Linked DNA regions of Homo sapiens: region 2 is linked to region 1. The links are chromatin loops, found by intact Hi-C in ENCODE. Cell type or tissue: HCT116. All regions are shown on one strand. Links, peaks and the distances in the headings refer to the core of each region. The heading gives the core; the rest is flanking DNA. Region 1 overlaps CFAP20DC-DT (CFAP20DC divergent transcript). Region 2 overlaps LOC105377114 (a long non-coding RNA gene).

What was found. Peaks named below come from ENCODE experiments on the same cell type or tissue, not always from the same donor. Only the 100,000 strongest peaks of a DNase experiment are listed, where the experiment ranks them.
Region 2: a loop joins it to region 1, with 4 times the contacts of the local background. A loop is called at or near these places in 15 of 110 quality-filtered maps.

The regions. Positions count from the first base shown.
Region 1 is chr3:59,571,538-59,580,975 of GRCh38, forward strand. All of the region lies in intron 6 of CFAP20DC-DT (CFAP20DC divergent transcript), which reads left to right. Among named protein-coding and RNA genes, the nearest start is that of CFAP20DC-DT, 490 kb to the left of the region's middle. RefSeq lists a silencer at 3,906-4,200. In HCT116, for the core only: a CTCF peak has its summit at 4,053 (motif pointing right); DNase peaks (open chromatin) are centred at 3,792 and 4,104.
Region 2 is chr3:61,366,478-61,375,915 of GRCh38, forward strand. All of the region lies in intron 3 of LOC105377114 (a long non-coding RNA gene), which reads right to left. Among named protein-coding and RNA genes, the nearest start is that of FHIT, 120 kb to the left of the region's middle. In HCT116, for the core only: a CTCF peak has its summit at 4,832 (motif pointing left); a DNase peak (open chromatin) is centred at 4,834; H3K27me3 peaks cover 369 bases.

The DNA of each region.
Region 1 (9,438 bases), core at 2,549-5,048:
TGGGAGGCCAAGGTGGGTAGATCATGAGGTCAGGAGTTTGAGACCAGCCTGCCCAATATGGTGAAACCCCATCTCTACTAAAAATACAAAAATTAGCTGGGCATGGTGGCATGCATCTGTAGTCCCAGTTACTTGGGAGGCTGAGGCCAAAGAATCGCTTGAACCCAGGAGGCACAGGTTGCAGTGAGTCAAGATTGCTCCAAGGCACTCCAGCCTGGGCAACAGAGTGAGACTCCGTCTCAAACAAACAAACAAACAAAAAACAAGTGGATTTCTGAAGGTTCAGTTCCTCCTTGGTGGTAGGGAAGAGAAGAAGGGGATGCTGTCATCTAATTTTATATTATCAATACACAAACACTGTTCTCCTAGAGACAAATTTTCCCCAGATGGGCTGGTTGTTGCTTTGCCTCTGGTCCAAACAGGACCATCTCTCATGAGTCATTCTCACTTTGTTGCCCTCAAAGTGCAGGTAGTTGTGGAAAAAAACAAAACTTTAAGCATCCTCAACTCCAGCCTAAATGAGAAAGCTGTTGTCCTGTGCAGCCTATGGAAACTCTTGAGGAATGAACCAGAGACCGCGTCCCTTAGTAGACAGCTGAGCAGCCCTTCCTTATCCAACCACCATCTTTCACCACAAGGCATGTCCTTATGGCTGTCATTTAAAATCCCACCTCAGCTTTTATTTTTTCCAGGTTGCTGCAGTTTTAATGCCTATTTTCAGAAGCAGGATGAATCTGAGATACACAATCTGCCAGTTGACCTAGCTTCTTACAATTCAGTGATTCATTTCAAAATCTCTCCCTGTGAATCTTGAGAAATCAAGCTTAAGGATAGTGTTAAGTTGTACAGAAGGTCTTTGTTCTTCCCACTTTTGGCTAAATTAGAATCGGTTTGTCTTGGACTTATTCTACGCCTTTCTACTAGAACTTACCGAGATCTTTTATTTCCTAACTGTATTTAAATTTTCTTTTTAATGTAAGTCCTTGAGAGTTGGCTTTTGTCCTCCAAACAGGTAGTAGCCTCATCATACAGCTGGAAGTGCCCTTCTTCCCCTCAGTTCTTCCTGCAGCTCCCAACTTGAAGTCCACCCCCCTCCTGGAGGCCTTCCTTCAGCACCAGCAGCTAAACACACCTGTTTTTGAGGCTCCCACGCCTCCCCCAACAAATGAAAAGCCAAATCAAGGGCCCAAATTTGCAGAATAATTAAAATTATATCATTTGTCTATCACAATGAAAGATACAATGGGACTCAAATTCACTGACACACAAGAAGATGGAGAGTTCATTAAAAGAACATGTAGCATAGAAGCTGAGTCCTGCGGTGTGGTGGTGAGGTCCTGGCACAGGACTGATCAGAGCCGCAAGTGTGACATCTTTCGGTCTGTAAGTTGCCCCCTGCACCTTTGCAAGGCTCCGCAGCATTGGGAATAGGAGGCCCTTTGAAATGAGAGGCCTGGCCAAACACTGCTGGGTTTTCTCTGTGTTCAGTGGATCTTTTTCCCCATTGTTCACCAGCACAGTGTCCTGTTCATTTCCTTTAAAGCATATCTTCCAATTTGTAACTATTTTACTTACTTTACCTGTTTGCATTCTGTGCCCTTCCCTTGCCCCCACCAGAATGTAAACTCCATGAAGGTGGGGTACATGTAGTATGTAATGCAGTCTCCTGGTCTCCCCAGCAGTCTCAGTGCCTGGCCTCCTGTAGACCCTGTGAGAGTGACAGTGCCATTCGCAGGGCCTGTTGGTGGTAGGGATGGGTAGGTGTGAGCAGTCCACCACACCTGAGGGCATGGAAGATGGTCCGCTAGTCCTGCCGTGTTGGGCAGTGGTTTAACACCAAGGCCAACCCCCAGTCTGGCAACTGAACTATTTCATGCTGTTTATCAGCAGTGCCCCTCCTCAGCTCCACGAGCTGCATGGGTCTGTGGTTGAGCTAAGTTTATTCAGTTTCAATAATAAATATAAATAAATATGAAGACTAAATAAATGGATAAGACTTTTGTCCCTTGGTCTTTGTTTTCCTGTTGGTCTCTATCTCTTTCATGTTCTCATATGACTGTACTGACCCATCCCTGATTCTCGCTGGGTTCCTGTTTCCCAGAACCTCCTTCTTTCACTCTAGCCATCACTCATCTGTGATCTCTCAAGTTGGATCCCCATTGTCAGTACCGGGGAGCCTCTGCTTGTGATCATAAGACTCCATCATGTCAATGACCTCTCATGCTCTTGCATTACGGTAGTCCACCCTTATCTTCAGGTGACCATTCCAAGACCCCCAGTGGATGTCTGAGACCACGAATGGTACAAAACCCTGTATACCTATATATACTATATTTTTTTCCTATACATACATGTCTATGATAAAGTTTAATATAAATTAGGCACAGTAAGAAATTAATGACAACAATAATAAAAATGGAACAATTACAACAATATCCCAGCATCACTACTCTTATGCTTTGGGGCTTTTAATAAGTACAATACAGGTTCCGTGAACACAAGCACGCAGTCCCTTGGCAGTCGATCTAATAAACAAACTCGCTGCCAAGTGACTAATGGGCAGGGAGTGTGGACAGTGCAGACACACTGGACAAAGGGAGGATTCACATCCCAGGCAGGACAGAGCAGGATTTCATCACACTCAGAGAGCATGCAATTTAAAATTGATGAATTGTTTATTTCTGGAGTTCTCCATTGAATATCTTCTGACTTCCAATTGACTTTGGGTAACTGGAACCATGAAAGCAAAATTGTGCATAAGGAGTATTACTGTGTTTGGTCTTTCCATGTTAAATTAAGTATTTAGATCAAACATAGGGATTGGAAATGTGAATTCTGGAGCCAGGCAGCCTGGGTTCAAGTCCCAGCTCCACCAGTGGCAAGCTAGAAATCCTTGTGTAAGCTGCTGGGACTGTCTGTGCCTCAGTTTTCTCACCTGTAAAATAAGGATAGTAATTGTATCTTCTTCAGAGAGTTGTTGTAAGGATTAAATGCCTTAATCCATGAAAACACATGTGACAATGCCTGGCATATGGTAAGTGCTCAACATGGGTCAGCTTCTGTATGGTCTACACATTAATGCATTTGGCTCAGAAGCAGTCTCCTAGAGTCCTCTTCCTAGGTGCTAAGAGCCTTCCATTGTGTGTGAGGCTTTCTCTGTGTTGAAATGTGTGTTTAAAATAAGGACTTGGGCCGGGCGCGGTGGCTCACGCCTGTAATCCCAGCACTTTGGGAGGCCGAGGTGGGCGGATCACGAGGTCAAGAGATCGAGACCATCCTGACTAACACGGTGAAACCCCGTCTCTATTAAAAATACAAAAAATTAGCCGGGCGTGGTGGCGGGCGCCTGTAGTCCCAGCTACTCGGGAGTCTGAGGCAGGAGAATGGCGTGAACCCAGGAGGCGGAGCTTGCAGTGAGCCGAGATCGCGCCACTGCACTCCAGGGTGACAGAGCGAGACTCCGTCTGAAAAAAAATAAAAAATAAAATTAAATAAAATAAGGACTTGACAAGAGCTGCTCACTGCCCAGGAGAGGTGGAACCTGGCGCAGTAAGCCCTGGGGTTGGACAGCATCTCTGTTCACCCAGCTCAGTGGGGGTGGCCCCTGCCTCAATTCCTGGTGGGCTGCATTGTCTCACACATGGTGGAGGCCCTGGGGAGAGGAAGGGACATAGCCAAGGAGACCTGGAGCCTGTGGCGGCCTAAGCCTCCAGCAGAGGCCAGAAGGCAACAGGCTTTGATGTGCTGCCAGGCTAAGAATGGGGCAAAATGCCAAGGAACAGAGTGATTGGCACCTCAGGCCTGCTGTCTCTGAATTATCATCTGCTTCTAGAGTTGCAAAGGCAGGTGTTGTCCTGAGAGACAGGCAGGGACAGATGCCACACATGCAGGAGCATGGCAGACGGATTCAAGCTGTGACCCTCCAGAGACCACAGTGATGGCTGGGTCCTCCATGCCCCCTTGGATCTCAAACCACCGGGCAGGTGACTGTCAGCCTTCCTGCACCTTTACCACCCCCGTAGTTACGGGTCTGTGGGCAGCTTCTCCCGAGCAGTTCTCCGAGTGGCCAGCAGATGGCGGAATTTCTCTTGTGTTCCAGACAGAGGCTTTCAATTGGCGTAGCATTTCCACTGCTGAGAACCAGGGAGAATTAAGTACTGGTAACATTTTGAAAATAAAATGTAGCAGGCAAAATACCTTGGAGACCACAAATTGGGAGAGCCTTTTAATTTTTTTAATTTTTCAGAAAAAAGATGAAATATACATTAGAATTTACAAAACACTTTTATATTCATCATCTCACCGTAAAAAGGGAAAAGATGAAAATCAGTTTTAACCCCCTTTTGGAAAACAGGTAGGCTGCAGCTGAGTCTTCCATCTGCATGATTGTTAGACTGTAAATTGGATCACTCGGTGCTAGTATGTGACAATATTATTATTGCTGTAATGATATTGATAATGAGAATATCAGAAATAATAGCTGCTATTTATTAAATGCCACTATGGGCTAAGCATTTTACATGCATTATCTTGTTTAATCCATAGAATAACAACACGATGCAGGGATACACAGTGATTTACTGTTGAATCTTGAGACTATAGCAGCAGCCTCGTGCTTATTGTCCCAGAAGTAACTCAGCATCACCAGACAAAAGCCACCAAGAGTTAACTCACAGCGGGATTCGTCCTCTCAAATAAAAACATGCCAACCTGTCCCTTTTGCTTAGAATTTAATTCTGCTACTATTTTCCTCTGTCCTGCTTAGCAGAACATACTACATATTACATTAATAATAACAGCAACAATAATAACAACTATCATTTATTCAATGCCTAGTATGTGCCAGGTGCTATTCTAAGAAAATCTTAAAACCTCACAGCAGCATTACTGGGTAGGAACTTTTAATCACCACTTTACTGATGAGGGAAATAAAGCCCAGAGAGGTCTGGCAGTACTTCTAAAGTCACACAGCTAGCAAACAGCAGTTAACTCCAGGGGTGGGAATCTGTCACTAAGTTAATGGCCCTCGTGTCTTAATTGTCTGAATGAATTTCCTACTGTATATTCCTTGGTTTCATCCCAGCGTCATCATTAGTCTGACGTTCTGCTTGTAAGAGCATTTTCTTGATGTTCCATTCTTTGCCTCCATGGGATTTTTTTTTTTTATGGTGAGTTTTGCCTCTGAGCTTGTGTCCATGCTAATTCCAAACCAAAAATACAGTCCCAGTTGGTGAGTCCAGATTGGTGGTAGGGACACACTCCATATCCCAAGATAACCCTGTATTTCTAAATTATTGGAGGGATTTGACTGTTTGGCAGAGCAAATGGGCATGCAAGATGTTCATCTCAGCAGAGTTATTTTACGTCTTTTTTGAGTGTGTCTCTTTTCTCTGGCTCAGAAGAAAGGGCACTGTAGGATGACTATAACTAACAGTAATTTATTATATATTTTAGATAGCTAGAAGAGAGGCTTTTGAATATCCCCAACAGAAAGAAATGATTGATGTTTGAGTTGATGTATGTGAATTATCTTGATTTGACCTCTATACATCGTACATATTGTAACTTCATGTTATACCCCATAAGTATGTACAATTATTATTTATCAATTAAAAATAAAATAAAAAGAAGCAAAGGGCACTTTGCTTCCTTCCTCAGCAGGTGTCTCATGGCCAGCACTGGCCGGAGTGTCACAGTTCTGAAGCCTTAACTTAGATCTCTCTCTGTTGTTCTCTCCCCCTCTCCCCTCTCTCCTTTGTCCCTACTCCACTTTCCTTCCTCTCTTGTGTGCTCTATTTCCAGACACACTTTTGGGTACCCCATTTGGATGAGAAAATACAGGTTAGGTGTACATATCAGCTTCCTGTGTGCTGTCAAACTTTCTTTATAACATTTGGATTTTGGAAGTGCCTCATGGGTGTATAGGATGGATTTTTGCCAGAAGGGCTTATTTTCAGGCCTCGTGAATACCTCTATCAGGTGAAGACAGCTGTCTCTTAACAACTCAAGTAATAGTGCCTGAGGCCTGGTTAGAAATCCTGTTGCCTCTGCAAATGGGACTGTGGCTGGTATCTGGGTTCCCCGTTCTCAGCCTTCACATCCCAGTTCCCAAAAGTCTCAATTCCCAAGGCTCAGGTGGACCACTTCCTTCCTTTCTGCTGCCAGAGAAAGACATCCTGTTTTAGGGGCTACCCTCCAAGTCAGGAGCTGCCATCAGTACTCAGAGGGTAGTACCAGCTGCAGAATGCATTTCAGAGCTCAGGGAGCCTTGAGGCAGGACAGGCTGGAGGTTTCCTGCAGTCAGTTTACCGGGAGAACGTTTTCAGAGTGGGGTCTGTGGAATGTTATTGGCTACCACATGTACATAGGCATACGTGCGCTCTCTCTCCCTCTTTTTCTTTCTCTTTTTTTCTCTCTCTCTCTCTCACTCTGTCACACACACACACACACACACACACACACACACAGTCACACTGCTACAACCAGGATACAAAATGGTTCCCTGGCTGAGCAAGCCCCGGGAACATTGGATTAAACTGTTTTCTCTCAAAGGTCTTAATTCTAAAAAAGGGTCACAGCTTGGAGGGTTTTCTACATTTTTTTAGGCCAAGGAGTCTCTTCTGGCAGACCATGTCATGGGGCTGGTCATCTGTGGAACACACTTTTGGAAACTCCACACTTGAGATATAGTTGTAAGTGCTAGTTCTTGTCTAAAGGCAGAAAAGTACCTCTTTGCCAAACACCCAGCTCAGCCCTTGAGGAGGGAGGCAACGGGATGTAGCTGTGCTGTGTGCCACTCCCTTGGAATGAGCAATGCCCAGGCAAGACCAGGCCTCTGTGTCAACAACCCATTACTCTCTTTTGTGCACACTTCTCAGTGTGGGCTTCAGTCCCCACCCTCCATGTTTTTCCTAGGGGTCCACAAGTTCACTCTGTGAGTCATTGTCACTTAACCTCAGGGTAGCTTTTGGGGCTGGCCTTATCTTCTGAGAGTTCCCATTTTGGCAGATCTTCTGAGCTCTTCCACCAGCATCATGGTCTCCATGTATGCCTGGATGCAGCTCTTCTAATGAGACTGATCCCCAAAGCTTGGAAACCTCCATGGTACTAGTCTGGCACTGCCAGCACCATACCATGGTGTTCCTCCCAGAGCAGGGCAGTACTGACACTCAGGACATTACTGGGATTGAATATCAGACACCATGACTTCCTTTGTATGGCCCTGCCCATGCCTCTCTGTCCTCAGGCCACTTCAGGCCCTGCGGACCAGATACTTCTTGCCTCCCTGCAAATCTTTCATGAAAAAAACAGCCCCGCTATAACAGGGCTACAAAAGGCAAAGGTAGCAGTCTAGTTTGGGGTCTTCTTAGAAGCAGTAGGTTTGGGGATTGGGTTGGGGGAGGCCTCTAACATCTTAGCCCAGCATCTTGGGACAGTGGATGTTACTACCTCATGACTGTTGTTAACCTGACCTTTCCTACATCTGCCCTAATACAGAAACTAGGACTCTGTATCTCATCTCTGTCATCCTACAGTGAGGTGAATGCAGAGATCCTGCACTGATGTGAAGCCCATCTGGGATCTCTAGACACAAGGCCACCGGCATGAGCATGGCAGCCCAGGGAGAATACAGATGGTGTACCTCTATGCCAAACGGATCAGAATGCTTCATACATGTAGCACAGATTAAAGGCTCCAATGACACCTTGAGTCAGGATTTTAGGAAATGAACAGAGATTCTAAGTCTCTCAAAAGCCACTCCAGACATAAAAACAAAATACAATAAATTATCCTAGACTGGAACCTTTACTAAAGGGAAAATATTGGCCAAAGGGCATCATCCTAACAATTGCCAAAGTTAGAGAATGCACTGTAGGTTACATAAAAATGGTACCTCAAAGGTAAATTTCCTGAATGTGATAAATGCACTGTGGTAACGTAAGAGAACATCTTTATTCTTAGGAGGCATACCCTGAAATATTAAGAGGTTAAGGGACATAAAATATGCAACCTACTCTCAGTAGTTCATAAAAAATACTAATAAATATCTACAAGATAAATTCTTTAAAATTCATTAATCTGGGTGAAGAATACATTATTTTTGTATTTATTTGTCACATTTTTCTGTAAGTTTGAAAATATCTCAAATATTATCCAAGGGGGTAGTTGTTTAGAGATGAATTTCATCTCTGTGATGTAAAACATGCAAAAATATATCCCAAAACCAAGACCTGCAGAAACTGAGTTGGATATTTGCCCTGGTCTCCTTAGCCCAGGGGTCCCAGTGCTCCATGAGGCCACTACCCGGAGCTAGATGAAAAGCCAGGCCTCCTGAACTGGTCCTTGATGGGGGATCTTAGCCTTTTCTCCCTTTAGAGGAGTTGATGGCCAGATGTGGGGAATTCTGGCTGAAAGTAGAGGCATAAATGCAAAGATAGCACAACACTATTTTGGTGAAAGTTGGGAAGTCTTTTTGCTTCACCTAACAAGGTCTGCATGTTTTTATGAATGCTAACCTTATTACAAGGTATATGAACTCCAACCTGGCATTCATAGATCCCCAGAGCCCATGATAATGACTCAAAGGCATGCTACAAAGTAAATGATCAAATTCTATGATCATTTGTTGCCCCATAATTAGAAACTGGCCATCCAGGTATTTCCCCCAATGGTGCCTCTGACCTGCACCCAGACAGACCTATGACCTGTGAGCTGCTGTCCCCACTTGCCTCCCCCATCACCCAGCTCTCCCAGCACTTAGTGCCCAACCACTGGGTGGAAACTTCCAGTCTTCAGGATCCACCTTGACAACTCCAACAAGTCTGCTTCTGTGTGTTCCTCAGGCTGTCAGCAGCAGGGGTGACAGAGTATAGGGGGGCACCATGAAGTGGTGAAAAGAGCCTCTCCTCCATAGCCTGTCACATTTTGTCGCTCAGACCTCAAGGCCACCCTGTTCACACCCGGAGTCTCCCCATTTATCCTAGGAACTGCGATTCTGCTTTGAGCTGAAATGTTGCCAAGCCTCACATGTAAAAAAATAAATAAATACACAAATAAATCAAAATGAAACAGAAAAAAGACACAAGGATTCTGTCTGCCTGTCACCCCTATGACTGTACAGTCTCAAACTCAGTGCATGATGCCTGCTGAGAGACAAACCTAACACTTTCTGCTTCATCCCCTAGTACTTCCCCCAACCCAGATTTTTCTTTGTCGCTGTATATGAAACAAAAACCTGCTCTGCATATTAGTGGATTTAAACAGCTCTCAGGAGATGATGGTAGAGTAGAAATATTACCAGAAGTTGTAGCTGTTCCAACCAAGTGAGCACCTTTTTTGTGTCTGGCTCAGTGCTGAGTGCTTTATGTGATTTATCTCATTCAGTACTTCTAATCATTAAGTTCTATGTCATCCCCATCTCTCAGATGAAGAAACCAG
Region 2 (9,438 bases), core at 3,778-6,277, 1.8 Mb after region 1:
AAGGAAGTCAAATTGTCCCTGTTTGCAGATGACATGATTGTATATTTAGAAATCCCCATTGTCTCAGCCCAAAATCTCCTTAAGCTGATAAGCAACTTCAGCAAAGTCTCAGGATACAAAATCAATGTGCAAAAAATCACAGGCATTCTTATACACCAATAACAGAAACCAAAACATGGAACCAAAAAAGAGCCTGCATCGCCAAGACAATCCTAAGCCAAAAGAACGAAGCTGGAGGCATCATGCTACCTGACTCCAAACGATACTACAAGGCTACAGTAACCAAAACAGCATGGTACTGGTACCAAAACAGGGAGATAGACCAGTGGAACAGAACAGAGCCCTCAGAAATAATACCACACATCTGCAACTATCTGATCTTTCACAAACCTGACAAAAACAAGCAATGGGGAAAGGATTCCCTATTTAATAAATGGTGCTGGGAAAACTGGCTAGCCATATGTAGAAAGCTGAAATTGGATCCCTTCCTTACACCTTATACAAAAATTAATTCAAGATGGATTAAAGACTTAAATGTTAGACCTAAAACCATAAAAACCCTAGAAGAAAACCTAGGCAATACCATTCAGGACATAGACATGGGCAAGGGCTTCATGACTAAAACACCAAAAGCAATGGCAACAAAAGCCAAAACTGACAAATGGGATCTAATTAAACTAAAGAGCTTCTGCACAGCAAAAGGAACTACCATCAGAGTGAACAGGCAACCTACAGAATGGGAGAAAATTTTTACAATCTACCCATCTGACAAAGGGCTAGTATCCAGAATCTACAAAGAACTTAAACAAATTTACAAGAAAAAAATCAAACAACCCCATCAAAAAGTGGGCAAAGGATATGAACTGACACTTCTCAAAAGAAGACACTTATGCAGCCAAAAGACACATGAAAAAATGCTCTCATCACTGGTCATCAGAGAAACGCAAATCAAAACCACAATGAGATACCATCTCACACCAGTTAGAATGGCGATCATTAAAAAGTCAGGAAACAACAGGTGCTGGAGAGGATGTGGAGAAATAGGAACACTTTTACACTGTTGGTGGGACTGTAAACTAGTTCAACCATTGTGGAAGACAGTGTGGTGATTCCTCAAGGATCTAGAACTAGAAACACCATGTTCTCCCTCATAGGTGGGAATTGAACAATGAGAACACTTGGACATGGGGTGGGGAACATCACACACCAGGGCCTGTCATGGGGTTGGGGGGATGGGGGAGAGATAGCATTAGGAGATATACCTAATGTAAATGACGAGTTAATGTGTGCAGCACACCAACATAGCACATGTATACATATGTAACAAACATGCACCTTGTGCACGTGTACCCCAGAACTTACAGTATAATATAAATAAATAAACAAACAAAGAAATGATACCATCTAGTTATCTAAGCAACTCAGTCTATCTGGACATCTGCTTAGGGTGACTTGGGACAGCCAACTTGAAAAAAGGCAGCTCTGTTTTCTAGCACAGAGGCTGTAATTTTCTCCTCCCAGGTCACCCCTCCCCATACCGCCACACTTACATGCCCTTGGCCCTGCATCCTCAGGCTCTGGAGACTGGCCCAGTTAGGTTAAAAGCTCCTTCTTCCTTCCTTGCTGTTTACTCAACTTTCTTTCAAGAGTGAAAAGAAAAACTACCTTTGTGTTTGGATATTTACAATACATGGCGTCCTTTAAAAGTTGGATTTTTCTCTTGCCCATGTGTAAGGGCAGAATCCAAAGGAGCTTCTGGGAGGCCCGCTACAGCACACATGGAAGGCAGTGGGGATGTTCCTTGACTCAGTTATTTGCCTTTCCTGCTCAGTTAACATGAAGGACCTGTCAATGTCATTCTGTTTGAAGGCTGAGCATCACAGAGTAGTTTCCTTGACCCCACACTACTCAGCCATGCACATTTAACTTCAATGTACTTTAACTTAAATTCTAAGTCAACCTAAATGGTCTAAGCCAGGAATCAGCAAACATTTTCCTTTTTTTTTTTTTTCCTGAGACGAAGTTTTCCTCTGTCACCCAGGCTAGAGTGGAGTGTCAAGATCTCGACTCACTGCAACCTCTGCCTCCTGGGTTCAAGAAATTCTTCTGCCTCAGCCTCCAGAGTAGCTGGGATTATAGGCGCCCACCACTGTGCCTGGCTAATTTTTTTTTTTTTTTTTTTTTTGTATTTTTGGTAGAGACAGGGTTTCACCATGTTGGCCAGGCTGGTCTTGAACTCCTAACCTCCTGATCCACCCACCTCAGCCTCTCAAAGTGCTGGGATTACAGGCATGGACCACTGTGCCCAGACACATTTTCTTGAAGGAACAGATATTAAGCATCTTAGGTTTGTGGGTCATACATAGATTTACATAGTCTAAAGCTGATTTTAAGCGACAATAAAACTTAAACAGATGTGGCTGTGTTCCAATAAAACTATATTTGTAAAATCAGACAAGGAACACTGCAGGCTATAGTTTGCCATCTCCTGATCTAGGGAAGCTCTGTACTATCATAAAGCCAAGGCTTCTAATGCGACAGGGTAAACAGGTTAAGAAATCATCTCTTCCTAACTTTCACCGTATTCTTTTCTTCTCCTCCTTAGAAAGGAGCCAGGGCTTTATGTACTGGAGTACTGAGCTTCCCTTGCCCAGAGAAAACTTGAAGACTTTGTTTTTAAAAACCTCAAATTAGGCCAGGCATGGTGGCTCAGCCTATAATCCCAGCACTTTGGGAGGCCGAGGCAGGCAGATTACCTGAGGTCAGGAGTTCAAGACCAGCCTGGCCAACGTGGTGAAACCCCGATGTGCACCTGTGGTCCTAGCTACTCAGGAGCATGAGGAGGAAATCCCTTGAAGCCAGAGGCTGGAAGTTGCAATGAGCCAAGATTGTGCCACTGCACTCCAACCTGGGCTACAGAGCGAGATTCCAGCCTGGGTTACAGAGTGAGACTCCATCTCAAACAAAAAAAAATCCCTCAAATAACAGAGCAATATAATAATTATAAGAATAGTTGACCTTTACTGAAGGTTTACTAAGTGCCAGGCATGGTGCAAAGAATGCCTCATGACAATTACATTATTTCTTCCTCACCACAACCTTATGCAGCAGGGATTTATTGTCATTCTCACTTGCCAGGAAACTGAGGCTTAGGGAGCTCCAAGGCATAGAGAGGTCTGGGGAAAATGATGATTTCAACACAGGAAGGCTGATAACAGAGCCTGTGGCCTTAACTGCCACATGTATTAGAATGCTAGAACTGGAAGTGCCAGAGATGGAGGTTCTCAAAAATTGAAGTGATGGAAAATAACCTGAACCCAGAGAAAGCTGAATTACCCCAAAACCAGGGAATGAAAGGGCTCAGTGAAAGTGCAGACGCACGCCCCATTACCTATGATTGACAGGAGCTTTGATGGAGCAAGTATGTGAATCCCTGGGGACTGAGCACTAAGCTTAATGTTAAAAGATGGTATGAAGTCCCAGCAGCCACATCTGGCATGGAAGAGAAGAAAGAGGGGCTTCAGAACCAACCTCCCTGAAATGAACCCAGATTAGAGAGAAAAAAAGAGTCACCACTAATTGAGTTTTCTTTTTATTTATTTATCAATTTAATTAATTAATTATTTATTTTAACTTTTAGTTTAGGTTTGGGGGTACATATGAAGGTTTGTTACATAGGTAAACACTTGTCACAGAGATTTGTCATGGATATTATTTCATCACCCAGGTATCAAGCCCAGTACCCTGATTTTTCTTAATACTCATTAAGTCCCTGGAACCATTTTCCAGCCCTGAGGGGAGGGGGTACCCGAAATAACTCTGATTAGGCATCATGCCAAGTAGACTGGTGAGGTCTGAGTTAGATGTTATTTAATTTGGCAAACTAAAGAAATATGAGTTTCCTTATCATCAAGAATCATAGAACAAATCCATCCTACAAAACTGGGGCTTGAGGGAAGGGATGGTAAAGAGATGCTACCTGTGGTGATGGAGCAAAGAATAGGAAGCTTAAGTTTCTAGCTTGCATGAGTAGAGTTGGTCATTGAAGGAATGGGCTAGTTTTGAAGAATAAGAAGTGGAGTGGTGGGAGGTATAAATCATCTAATTCAAATTAGCAGGGCATGATGGTACATGCCTGTAGTCCCAGCTACTCAGGAGGCTGAGGTGGTGTATCGCTTGAGCCCAGGAGTTTGTAGCTGTAGTAAGCTATGATTGCCCTACTGTACTCCAGCCTGGGTGGCAGAGCAAGATTCTGCCTCTAAAAAATAAATAATAATAATAATCTGATTCAATCTTCATGATCATAGCAAAAAGTTACTCAACACTGTCCTAGGAACGCATACTAAACTTGCCTTCTGTTTCTATGCTAAACAATACTGGGACAAAACAATAAATTACTCAGTTCTTTGCTCCAAAGAATAACTACTCCTGGAAGATTAGACTGTCAACTAATTAAATAGCTTACTTATCAAAACTAACATCAACATTTGGTTCAAAGTTTCACCTTTTTCCCACCAATCAAAAATTAGTATGCCATAACCTCAGCCCAATTCCAATCAGTTTCTGCTTTGCAAGACTAGCCTGAAAAATCACCCTAAACTCTACAGATATCTTTCCCTGACCTCTTCCTTCTGAGACACGACTAGAAGTCTATGAACGTGTTCTCCCTACTGGAATAAGTCTAAAAACTCAGCTTTGCTTGGTCAACAGGCTTTTCTGATGGTCCTTCTGAGGAGTCAGCAGTTGACAATGCAATTGGAACAATTAAAAAATAGTAGGAAATGAATATCATTTAGAGATACTAAGGTAATCACTTGAAAACAGAAATGGTTAAAAGGGTCTCCCTCTGGTGGTGGGGAGGGGACAGAGCAGGGGACAACTGCATTCATGACAAGTCTTTCTGTACAGCTTTTTAAACATGTGTGCATATTACTTTGATAAAAACATATCAAACATTTTAAAAATAGTAGTAATGCAGTGGCTGTTAGGCACTTTTCTCCAACCAAGAGAGCCAGCACTACTCCTTCTGGATTTAACCCTAAAAACAATATAATACGGAGGTAACAAAGAAACATTACAAGTATGTCCATCCCTGTTACACAGACAGAAAAGTCATAGCATAATAAGTATATTTTACAGGCACAGGGATGAGACCAAGGGCATGGAAATATTGCCAGAGTCTGTGCTGTAGGACTTCCTACAGATTATGATTGTTTCAATGAGTTGACCTAAATGAGTTTGGAATTGGGTCCCACTCCATACCCCCACTTCCATCTGCTCAGGCTACACACATTCCCAGCCAACTTCTACTCTGAACTCACCTCCAACAAGAAAGTGTCACGAGGGAAGAAGTCATTTTTCTTATAGGACAGACCATCTTCCTGGGCCTCAATTATTTTTTAATCTTAAATCTTAGAAAGGAAATTACCTTTTCAGATTGGAAACCACTTTCTGCCTAGCTCCAGCTTGAGTTGACCTATGAAGCATTTTGCTATGAGAGTGCTGTGTTCTTAGTATTTGGAAGACCGATGGAACATTGAGGGGAGGTTATGGAAGTAATTTGAGAGGTCTCAGCAGACCAAATGCAAATATACTTCTGTTCAAAAAATAAATATGTATGTGAAGAGCTTCTTTGAAAGAACTTGTTTTGTTTTGTTTTGTTTTGTTTTGTTTTGTTTTGTTTTGTTTTTTTGAGGCAGAGTCTCACTCTGTTGCCGAGGCGGGAGTACAGCAGTGTGATCTCAGCTCACTCAGCCTCGACCTCCCAGGCTCAAGCCATACTCCCACCTCAGCCTCCCAAGTAGCTGGTACTACAGGCGTGTGCCACCAAGCCCAGTTACTTTTTTGTATTTTTAGTAGAGGCGACGTTTCTCCATGTTGCCCAGGCTGGTCTCAAATGCCTGAGCCTTAACTCAAGCAATCTGCCCTCCTTGGCTTCCCAAAGTGCTGAGATAACAGGTGTGTGCCATGGGGTCAGGCCTTGAAAGTATATTTTTATATACATCCATGTGCACACACACACACACACACAAACACGCGCACAAATACACACAAATGCCATCGGCAAAGATCCTTTTTTTCCATTTTAAAAACCATAAAACAAGTTGAGTCTGGATCTCCTTTCCCCCAGACCTTGGAACAAAAAAAAAGCTATTCACTGAGTCAAGCCTGTCACCCCCACACTTCAGAATCCAACACAGAGTTGGCTCAGATACACTTTCGTGACAGCAGTGTGACTTTTTTGAAAACTTCAACCCCTAGTTGAGGTAAGGGATATACTAACAAGTGTTTACTCAATAATCATTTGTTCAATAACATCTGCTGCACATCTCTACCTCCCAGGCACAGTACTAGAAACTGGAGATAGAGGTGGACATGACCAAAGTTCCTGTCCACAAAAAGTTACGGTCTAGTGCTTTTTGAGTAGTAAGTGCATTATAAAAATTTGATGACTAAGTGAATTAGTAAAAAATTATGTCTAAAATATAATATAATCACACCTGAGTGGTAGACCTGTCTTTAAAAATATTTTTCATGTCAATAAAAAGAAACTAAATTGGGAAAATATACTATGATAGGAGATATCTATGAAGATACCTTAGGGAGAAAAGACAGATACAAATCTCTATACACAGTTTTGCTTGTTAATGAGAAATATATACATATATATGTATTTCTTCCATGGAGATATATATATATATATCTCCATGGAAGAAAAAATAAGTCTATAATGAAGCAATCCAAAGTGTTAACTCTAATTTTTGTTAGAATTAGAAAGTATTCGTTTTCATATTTCTACTTTTCTATTTTTTTCAATTCTTCTGTACTAAACACACATTCTATATATAGGAGGAAATTTTATTTTTAGTAGAGAAAAAAATCACTATGGTAATTCCGCACATAGTAATAGAACTAGAATGAAGAGATCTTCAGAAAACATACCAGACTGACAAGCTAACCTCATTTCTATCAACTTTTCCTCGGTATCACAAGACAACTTTATTTTTGGTTCTCAAACCTTATATCTGAGCGGTGTGGGAGTTGCTAATGTACAGAAAAGAAACCAGCAACTCTGGCTCTGGAAGAAAACAGAAGAAACCTTTACAGCAGCACAATCCAGGAAACAATAAGGAACTTGTTTAAGGCAGCATACACCTGGCGCAGCAGATCCCTTAAAATCACACAAGCCTGGAAATGTTGTTAAATGGCCTCTTGTTATTTTTATTTCATAAGTTCCTGAACTCACGAAATTTCTAATAGTACATTTCATATTTAGTTTCTATTAAAGGAAGTTTTCATTCAACATAAATGGTAAGTATCATAGAAGAAACAGACAATAGCAGTTACAATAATAGCTAATGACTTTTATATGCTTACTATGTTCCAGGCACTGTACTATCCATCGCGCATGCAATTATTTCATGTAAAGGGGATTCTGAGCCCCATGAAATAAGTCCCATTCTTATTATACTTAAGGAGGAGGAAACTGAAGAGAGATGATAAGGAACTCACCGAAGATCCTAATGCTCAGTAGAAGAGCTGGCCTCAAACCCAAGTCTGACTGCACTTCACATCCCTAATGACTCAGCTTCTTAATTATTTACTGTTGTTTTTCTGTCCCTGTACCAAGAAATTTTCAAATTTTCAATATTGTTTCTAAAAACTGAGAGGGGAGAAAATGCAAAGTTTAAGCTTTAACAACCTCTATTTACCCCTTTCCCATCTTCCTTTCATTTTTTTAAAGAAAGTAAGGCTTTGGAGAAGGAAACATCCTAATAACTTCATTAAGGCTGAAAGAATCAGCCGTTACATATTATTTGATTGTTTTCACATCGTTTTTTGTCTTCTATCTTTTACTGAAGAAACACATGCCACATCATATTTGGTATTTCAACCAGTCTCAAGGGGTTTGATACAGAGAACAGCGTAGGCAGAATAATGGTCCCTCTGATTAATGTATTGCTTCAACTTAATATTTAGAATGTAGTGGAAACAATCAATAGGCACATACTCTTCTTGGGAGTTACAAATGTTTATTTAAACAAACTCAATGTTTCCTTTGTGTATACTGCACTCAACAGCTTGAAAATGGTTAGAAAACATCTACACTCTTGAAAATCTCAGGTAAAATGCTAGTGAATGGGAGAGGAATTGTGTGCGACAACAACAGCATGTACACACTTAAGGAGCATTATTCTCTTCTATTATTTGATACTTGAGTAAACTTGGTACTTGCTAAGTTGGGTTTGGACAAAATGTCCCACTCCTATTCAAAATCATGACAGCAAAACCGAAGCGGTTTTTCTCAACCTTCAGAGCCCTTAAGAAACATGGAGACTCATAAGCTCCAACTTCAGAAACTCCAGCTGCACTGGGCACCTGGGAATGAATACTTGACAAGCTTCCCCTGCTATTTGGATGCAGGTGGCATAATTCATACTTCAAGAAATACTGCTGTGAATAGGAGTGAATAAAAGCATGGGCTATAGAGTTGGCCATATCTATATTTAAATAATGGACCCTCCACTCACGGACATGGTGTCCTGAGTTGAACAACATAATCTCTCTAAGCCTCAGCTTCTATATCCATGAAATAGGAGGATAACAAGAGTATCTTGCAGAGTTGTGAGAGTGTGTGTGTGTGTGTGTGTGTGTGTGTGTGTGTGTGTGTGTGTGGAGAGAGAGAGAGAGAGGGGGAAAGAGAGAGAATGTTTGAATATATATATAATTACTATTTGAAAAGAGGAATCCTGTAGGCTCTAAAACCCTTGCTGGCTTGCTCTATTTCTCAGTCTTCTCTCAAGGATATTGATTCACCTTTGCATTTTTCTCTTAGTTAATCTTCCATGAGTATTAATTGTAGTTTGCTTTGATCATGAAGTCCCAAAATTTGTAAAAGCCTTATTAGGCATTCAAACAGTTCCTTCTACATTTCAAAATATTAGAACATCAGGAGAGTCTACTGCCTAATTTGGCCTTAGTTTGTACAATAATTGTAACTGGTCTCCTCGGATCTGTTCATGCAGAGCATAAATCCCTAAGAATGGAAGACCAATTAATTAGTTATTAAAGTATAGTGCAGATGTTTTCTAATAAGAGCATTCTATATATCTATTGATTTTTAAAGGATGCACACACACACAAGTGGACACTAAAATCTTTCTATTGCCAGGCGCCGTGGCTCACGCCTGTAATCCCAACAGTTTAGGAGGTCTAGGCAGGGGGATCACTTGAAGTCAGGAGTTCAAAACCAGCCTGGCTAACATGGTGAAACCCCGTCTCTACTAAAAATACAAAAATTAGCCAGGTGTGGTGGTGCACGCCTGTACTCAGGAGTCAGCCTGAGAATCACTTAAACCCACAAGGAGAAGGTTGCAGTGAGCTGAGATCGCATCACTGCACTCCAGCCTGGTCGTGACAAAGCAAGACTCTGTCTCA